Linked DNA regions of Homo sapiens: region 1 is linked to region 2. Evidence: chromatin contacts called from ENCODE Hi-C or POLR2A ChIA-PET data. All regions are on one chromosome and are shown on one strand. Each heading gives the region's core, a stretch centred on a gene start or an enhancer-like site at or near the end of the contact. The rest is flanking DNA. Distances are from core to core; before and after follow the strand shown. Region 1 overlaps TEAD1 (TEA domain transcription factor 1). Region 2 overlaps PARVA (parvin alpha).

The links. A loop is a pair of places that touch in the nucleus more often than their neighbours do. ChIA-PET counts read pairs that join two places held with the same protein, here RNA polymerase II (POLR2A). Pooled maps may share reads with other maps.
Region 1: a pooled map shows a loop between it and region 2 (2.2-fold over the local background). The contact joins two enhancer-like sites. A Hi-C loop is called at or near these places in 1 of 50 pooled maps. POLR2A ChIA-PET finds 5 or more read pairs at or near these places in 2 of 52 experiments (BJ and PC-9).

The regions. Positions count from the first base shown.
Region 1 is chr11:12,813,493-12,817,819 of GRCh38, reverse strand. All of the region lies in intron 3 of TEAD1 (TEA domain transcription factor 1), which reads right to left. Among named protein-coding and RNA genes, the nearest start is that of TEAD1-AS1, 110 kb to the left of the region's middle. Within about 2 kb of position 2,864, at least 19 of the 41 ENCODE cell types and tissues checked have a DNase peak (open chromatin) inside an H3K27ac peak, as active enhancers do.
Region 2 is chr11:12,506,914-12,510,942 of GRCh38, reverse strand. It overlaps PARVA (parvin alpha), which reads right to left. Exons shown (of 13, transcript NM_018222.5): 7 at 2,301-2,359. Among named protein-coding and RNA genes, the nearest start is that of PARVA, 130 kb to the right of the region's middle. Within about 2 kb of position 2,731, at least 6 of the 41 ENCODE cell types and tissues checked have a DNase peak (open chromatin) inside an H3K27ac peak, as active enhancers do.

The sequences.
Region 1 (4,327 bases), core at 1,615-4,114, 310 kb before region 2:
TGCGCTTCAAACTTTCAAGTCAACCCTGAACTCCCTTTCTTGGCACTCTGTCCATGTGCTGGGCTACTGTGAAACAATTCTCATTCTTTATAGTTTGGTCCCATTGCAAGGAGCTGGCAACGTGGGTACTCATGAAATATTAACACGTTAACATTGATTTTTTTATAAGTGTGGCCAACAGTGGATCAATTATATTACTATGAAAAGCTTTTCATAATTCATTTGGGGGGCATCAAGATCTCATTTCTGGACAGCACACGGATGATGAAGTCGACAAATTTTGAAGAGGTCGGCACTCACAGGCACCGAATACATTAAATGTGATAGATGGTGTAAACACTCCGTTCACAAAAAAGGGAAAATGTTTACATCTGGCAAAATAATTAAAATAGGGTACAACAGATCAACAAGTTGGGAATTAGGTACATGCCAGTCTCTCTCCATAAACAGGAGCAGGAAAATCTCAAATGCTGGCCATTTATTCTCCGTCTGGCTGACCACTAAATGTTTATTCTCATCTCCTTCAAAAGTAAAATTGGCTAATTTCTAGGTGTTAGAAGAATTATTTCAAGCTACGCATGCTCTGAAGTGCCTTTATTCCAAGAACATTAGTAGTTTATTACAAATTCTGGCTTTAAAGGCGTGAGATAATAATATCAGCGTGGCAGAATCCAATTCAATCCAAGCAGCGCAAGGCCTGAAGAAACAAAGGCAAAGTAGCTAGCGTGAGCCCAAGGAGTGCCCTGCGCGAGGTTCTGCTGATCCAGCAGCGAGTGAACATGAGACACATTTCAATTGGGCAGTGTGCATAAACCTCGCCTCGGCTTTGAGGGAACGCTGCATCACACATGGAAAGAAACACTATTCCAAACCAGCGGGCCTCTGCACATGCTGCCCTGATGGCCAGAGAAGGCATCTTGAAGAACAGGGAGGGGTGCAGCAGTTGTAGGTTCTCTACATTCTCATTGTAATGCCATCATCACCTGTGTCCCACTTTGTCCCCTCCACTAAACCATGAGCATCTTAAGAGCAGGAACCAGGTCTTACTCATCTTGAGATCCCTGTCCCTAGCACTGGAGAGTCACACAAAAGATGTGCTAAATAAATAGCCACAGGGTGTAAATTATCCCTCTCACTCTGGAAGTCTTGTACCTGGCTTGTGTATAGCAACTAAACTCACCCTCCTCCTTGCACTGGCCCACTGCATCACCAGGAGAAAAAAGTCACCCAAAGAAAACGTCTTCCTGATCTCCACGGATTACAGCTCCAATGTGGAAATGCCCCTAATAAGCCAACAAAAGTTTTCAGTTACCTGGGGCGTGTAAGCCACTACAAATACCAAAAAGGGGGCGGGGTAACTTAAAGTGTTGAACCTACCCTGAAATCCCCTGGAAAAAGAGCGTGCAGAAGAAAAGGGGCTCCTGGGGCAAATGACCAACAACTTTGGCTCAAGTGTCCTGACAACAAGAGCGTATACAAGAGAACCGTTCTCAGAATGCTCCTCCAAAATCCTACAGGGGATTTCCAGAGGGCCTAGTGAGAGTGTGGTCAGAGACACTGGAATGAGAGAGGGTGGCAGCAAGGCGGGCAGCTTGACTTCATCCAGCCTCAAAGTGGGACGTGAGTGCAACAGTATCGGATTGATAAAAAGCCACCCGAGTGCAGGCACAGTGCAAAGTGGGAAGGCTCACAAGCCACCTGGCATCAGCACCCCCGTGACTGCCCAACAGAAGAGACAGGAAGGCAGACCGCAGCTTGCTCAGCCTTAACAGAGGCCCTGTCTAGGTTCCTAAGAATTCTCAGTCTTCTGAAAACCTAAAAGGACCTCAGTCCTGGGCATATCAAAACCTGAAGTGCTGTAACATGTAATTTAAAAGGATTAGCTCTACGTCATATACATGATCTTAACTTGCTGGCTCTTCCTTCTTTCCTCTGAGCCATGAAGTAACAGGAAAGAATTCATTGATCTGTACCCGCAGGCAACAACTTATATGTGTTGGTGTGGCCGACACCTGCTCCCTCATGCACCCCAGTGCTGAAAACACAGAAAATTTGTCCTTTGGCCCCATCTGTGTCCTGAAGAACACATAAGTAACACATACACATATATCACAAATGCCCTTAAAACTGTTGAATTTCTATACTTCTGCCCAGATTACAATTTAGTCCAATCGTCATCACCCAATCATTGAAGCTACTTATTACTTGGTTACATCTAGTTGAAACACCTGTTAAGAGGGGCATACCATCATGTCATGGCCAGTTTTAACTAAGAGGGAAGGTCCACACACATATGGTTACACACTGTGTTTTGCATTTTTGCAGCTTGGGTCCATTACAGTTCTGTGACCTCTTCTCCAGATTCCTCTACTTAATATTCATATTTTCCAAATTACTTTAAATAACCCACAATCAAGTACGAATAAAATATGTGAAGAACAAAAACCAAACGGAAACAGCTGGGGCAGAGAGAGCATTATTTATGTTATGTTATAAATGAGGGCAGTGGCTAGCTATCTGGGAAGGGAGGGAGGGAAGAAGAAAGGGAAAAAGGAAGGAAGGGAGGATGGGAGGGAGGGAAGCTTCTGAGTCCCAGCAGGCCTGTCTTCCAGCCCACTGCGGGAGATAAACACAGTTTCTGTTTAAAACTCACCCCCTCTGAGATTTGGGGACAGGGGCTCTGGAACCCACAGAATGAAACCTACCCTTATCTATAAACAAAGCCCGGCTTTGATGTTGGCCAGCTTGCCTGCGTCTTTCCCTTTTCAACTGAGGCTTATCAGCAGAAACATCTCCATTAAGCACTTAGTCAGCAACCATTACAGGCCCGTTCTGCACTGGATGCCTGTTTCTGAGAATAATGAAAGAAAAACGCATATGCCTTGCCCACGTGGAGGCAGCATTCACTGATGGGTGCGTGCGCTCCGGGACGCGTGCACACACACACAGACACACACACACAGCTCGGGACGGACGGGGACACACACACACACACACACACACACACACACACACACACACACACACACACACACACACACAGAGCTCTGCGATGGTCAGGGGTGGCTGGACTTGAGATCAGAATTCCTGGCTGTCTTGCTTACGGTGTGACAAGCTTCCTAACATGTCTAAGCCTCTCGCCCTTGCTGCTATTAGGGGATTAAATGAGATGACATGCGCAAAGACTCTCAAGTGCTGTCACGCTCTTCATTTATTCGGCTTCTGAATCACTTCCAATCTGGTCTTCCCTTCCATGGCACTAGGCAGAGCCCTGGCAACCAGGACAGGGACAAGACCCTCAGGCTTCCTAAAGCCAAAGGTGCCTTCCCTTGCCCAGCAACAGAGGTCCCCTTCCAGGCAGAGCTCTCTAGCCAGGCCAGCGGGGGCCTGAGGGGGTCAAAGATTCCAGCTGCCCTTCCTTCAGCGCTGCCAAAGGCCCCTCACACACTCTGGTTCCTACAAACTTGTTTCAAAGGGAACAAACTCTGTTGTCAAGAGCCAGAGTGGAAGCAGCACCCAAACACTGCCCCAGTGGCCCAGGACTCCATCACTGAGGACAGAGGCTCGCTTGAACTCCCCGGGCGTCCAGGTCCCCTGAGCGTGGTCTCTGGCCTCGGTCAGACATCCTCCTTCCAGAGAGAGCAAACAATGACATCCACTGTCAGTGAGACCACTCTCCATTCCTCCCCATACGTCAGCCCTGGTGACCAGTGAGCGTAGCAGGCAGCAAGCAGGAGGTGAAGGGGAATGAGACACGGCTCCCAGAACAGCTTGTTTGTGTCCAGCTGTTGAGAACCTTGATGCTGTGCCAATGGGGAAAGAAACATCCTCCTTGCAGCACTTCTTTTCAGGGCCTCGGACTTGTGGTCAGCACCTCCCAACCATGTCCAAGAGAGAGCTGGACACAGGCTACACCCCATCCTCTCTCCTCCACCTTGGCTGGTGACTCAAGGTGTAGGAGGAGAGGACACACCCCAGCTAAATCCAAACACAACCAGGAGATCCCAGATGAACTTGCAGTTCAGCACGCCACCCCCTGGCACCACTGCCACCCCTGCAGACGGGCAGGAAAGCTGACAAGGACTAAGTACCCACTGTGAGCCAAGTGTGTCATGGTTAGCATCTCAATGAATCCTTATACAGCCCTGCAAAGAAGGTGCACACTGAAGTTTGGAGAAATTAAGTAGCTCACACAGTCACACAGCTCTTATCTCAAAGAGAAGCCTCTGGGCTCCTCATATTTCCAGAAATGGAAAGCACAGTTCTTGGCTTTGATGTTACACTGCTTATCAAAAGCACCACTGTAAAAAATGAAACATACACACAT
Region 2 (4,029 bases), core at 1,482-3,981:
CACAAGCTTTAAAGACACATCATTGAGGTTTAAATTGCACTGAGTGATTTTTTTGCTGTGTGACTGATATGGTTTGGCTGTGTCCCTCCCCAAATCTCAACTTGAACTGTATCTCCCAGAATTCCTACGTGTTGTGGGAGGGACCCAGGGGGAGGTAATTGAATCATGGGGACTGGTCTTTCCCATACTATTCTCATGATAATGAATAATTCTCATGAGATCCCATGGGTTTATCAGGATTTCCTCTTTTGCTTCTTCCTCATTTTCTCTGCCACCACCATGTAAGAAGAGCCTTTTGCCTCCTGCCATGATTCTGAGGCCTCCCCGGCCATGTGGAACTGTAAGTCCAGTTAAACCATTTTTCACCATTTTTCATTCCCAGTTTTGGGTATGTCTTTATCAGAAGTGTGGAAAAAAAACTCATACAGTGACTTTGGGCAAGCTAATGAACCTTTCTGGGCACCAGGTCTCTCATCTCTAAAATGAAGATAATTATGGTAAATACTTAAATCAGATGTTGTGATTATTAAATGATTTAATATCTAGAAATATTTTAGCATAATTCCTAGTATGTAGTAAATGCTCAAAACACTTTTTTCCAAATACACTTTTGGTTCTCATAATGATTATTATATTGGTTTATCCATCAGCACACCTGTCACCCACTAAGTGAGCACTTGCAAGTAGTGCACTGGAAAGAATAATGAACTTGGAGTTAAGTGCTGGATAAACCAAGGGCACAGTCTCCTTCCTCACCCTTGGGCTGTGGGGTTTTAGGGGGTGTAATCATGGCTTCATGTGTTTACTATCAATATCAATAGATAGGAAAGTGTCCCATAAATTGTACTGTGTTGTCATTATTAGGACATTGCATCCATGTTTATGTCTTTGTGGCAGAGAGAGGGACCATAGAAAGCATAACATGCATCCGAGAGATTGTTCAATAATCTGAAACTTCACACTCCCTGGTTTGGGAGTTTCTCCCAGGCCATGCTCCTCTCTGCTCTGTCGTCTTCTTTCCCAGAGGTGAAATAGTGGGCACAGGCAAGCCCAGCATAGGGGAGGGGTGGTGGGCGGTGGGACAGTGAGGAATTCTCCTTTCCCAACAGGCCTGGCTCCTCCCATCCCTCACAGAACCAAGGCCAAGGTGTGCCCTATAGATCAGTTGACCCTTCAGCTACCAAGACTGGCCTCTGAGGTGATACAGAGGCTGCTTGATGGGGTCTCTATAGGCCATAAACAGGGCATCTTGGGAAAGGCCACTTTACATCTCTGGCCCCTAGTCTCGGCCTGGAATGCCCACGCCCCTTAGTCCTTGTTAAGCCATGTACACAATGTGATCTAGACGGGCAGTGCCCCAGACTCCTGTCAGTCATGGCTGGGCAGAGGGCAGGAACCTCCTAGAGACTGGATGGGCTTGGCAGGTACGGGTCAGCTGTGCTGGAGAAAAGATGGAACAGCAGCTACAGAGGGCAAGGGAACGAAGTCACAGCTGTGACCACAGTAAATCTTTCCTACCTCTCTGGGTGGGGCAACTGAGGTCAGAGAGGTTAAGGGACTCACCTGGTGAGTAAGTGGCAGAGCCTGTATTTGAACTCAAGTTGGGTTGGCTTAGCAGCCTCTGCTCTTTGCACTATGCTGCTCTTGTTCAAGGGGGACTCAGAGAAAAGTCTGGGGAGCAGGGAATGCTGAAAGCTAACTGCCTGACTTTGCATGGGGCCAGGGTGCAGTTCTCGGGATCACAAACTCACCCCACACTATGAATTTTTTTTCTGCTTGAGGAGAAAACTCCTGTTCCCCATGGCAAAATTTTGATAGGTTCTGATATCCCAATTTCTAAAAATAAATGAAAAAAAAAAAAAAAAAACCACCCCAAACCAAAAGACAAATCTAAGGTAGAGAGGCTTTCTGGGTCATGGCACATGCCCAAATCAGATTCAGAAAAGGAAGAAAAACGTCCTTTTGAAGGTTAACAATTTAAATTCAACCCAGTGTTTATGGCATGACGATTTCATGCTGGGTTGGCTTTTTTTGGGCACACTTTTTCCTGGAGTGGCACAAAATTAGAAGTTTTCAATCACTGCTAATTCCGTCTCCCTACTTCCCCACCCAAGTTTGTACCTTAAGCATTGAGAGGCATGTTTTGAATGCATGGAAAAGGCTAAACTATAATCATTGGCTGAAGTCTAATCCCTCCTGCAATCCCAATAAATGAAAACTAAATATCAGCAAATGGATGAATTTCAGAGAAACATCTGTGTTCCATTACAGAATCGCTGGCAACAATGGTGTTGACATACTCTGTGTTACCAGTTATTTCCTCTTGGATTTGCCGAGACTGGAGGATTCCTTCTCGTTTCTGAAATGGGGGTGGGGAAAGGGGTTGGGAGGAGAAGAGAAAACTATGCTTTAGAAAAATACAGAAACACTGATGAGCATTCCTGATAATGAGAAAGTTACTGGTGTTTAAGAAATGCACCCAAGATAAGATAATGCTGGAAGTGAAAGGAGGTCCTGATTTTCAGGGACTGGACTGAACCATTAGGACGCAAGTGCAATTAGTGTTTAGTCCAAACAAGTAGGCTGTTTCTTGGATGGTGAATCTTTCCTTTCTTTATTGGAAGACATGCTGCTGGAAGCAAACTGTTTGCCTCCTGGAGTAATCCACAATAAACCAAATGGAAATGAAGGCCAGGGTGTGTCTGCCCTCCAGCTGGGGCCACAGAGGGAAGCTGAGAAACACATTTAACTGGGGGGCTGGGTGGAGGAACTGAGGCCAACTAGGAATTCAGACAAGAGGCAGAGGGTTTTTTTTTTTGGTTTTTTTTTTTTTTTTTTTTTTTAACTGATAAATATGGGAGCTTTTAAATAAGTAGTAAGTCCTCACTCAGGTAACTAGCTTATTCTCTGAGAAAAGGTTAAGCATGTTAGAAACTCGTCCGTCCGTCCGTCCATCCATCCATCCATCCATCTGTCCACACTTCTCCCATCAACTTATCCTCTTTCTTGTTTATTTCATTAATCAGTGCCCTCTATGTACAAGGCCCTGTGCTGGAGTTAGAACAAATACTATGGAGTATATGATATAGTTTCTGCCCTTGAGGAGCTAAAGTCAATCGGGATAGAAGAAGTAGACACCTGAGAATGGTTTCCCCAAAACAGTCCTGGTTTATCCCTGATGTCCCAGCATATTAGTAAGATTCCCTTTCATCTCAAAAGTGTTATGAATAATAGATTACGTGGTCACCCTCGGCAGAAAGTGCTGAATGCAGGCCAGGAGCAAGCACTTTTAGCTAGAATGGTCAGAGAAACCTTCCAAGGGGAGGGGGCCCTGGAGCTGGACACTGAGAAGGGGTTATTTCAATGGGAGGAATGGCCCCAGCCAAGAGGCAGAGGCAGGACGCACAAATGTGTTCCAGAGGCCATCCAGGGGAGGGCAGCTGCCATCAGTCAGGGGGCAGCTCTGAGTGCCAGTTTGGAGGGTTTAAAAAGCACTGTGTGGGCATGGGAGCTGACGAAGGAGGTAATGTTGGGGTGCAGGAAGACTTTCTGATGGGTGTGAGGAGGGAGATTCATTCTACTACGTCCCTCCACCACCAGCACCAGACACCTGGAGGATGCTGTGACATAGCAAGCGATTGACCAAGCAAATGCATCTTCCCCAAGGCTGAGATGAGCGTGAAGAAGGAAGGAGCCTCTGAACTTGGGTGGCTCATCTGAGCCCTGCCTTCTCGAGCCTCCTGCCCAAAGTTCCACAGAACCCAGAGTCCTTGCAAAATACTTTTACAGAAGAAAGGAAGAACTGGATAAGACCAAGAGTCTATCTGGCTTAGATTAAGAATGGACTAATCAAAACAAAAAAGGAGGTAAAAGAAAAAAAAAAATCTATCATTTAAAGAGGACCAGGTGAAGATAAATCAGGACTTCTTTCCACATGCAGTTTCAACACAGGCTGTGTTTTCATGTGGGGTTAATGGAATCTGTGTCCTTGTCCTGCATGGCCATTCATAGACGTAAAACCTCATCTCC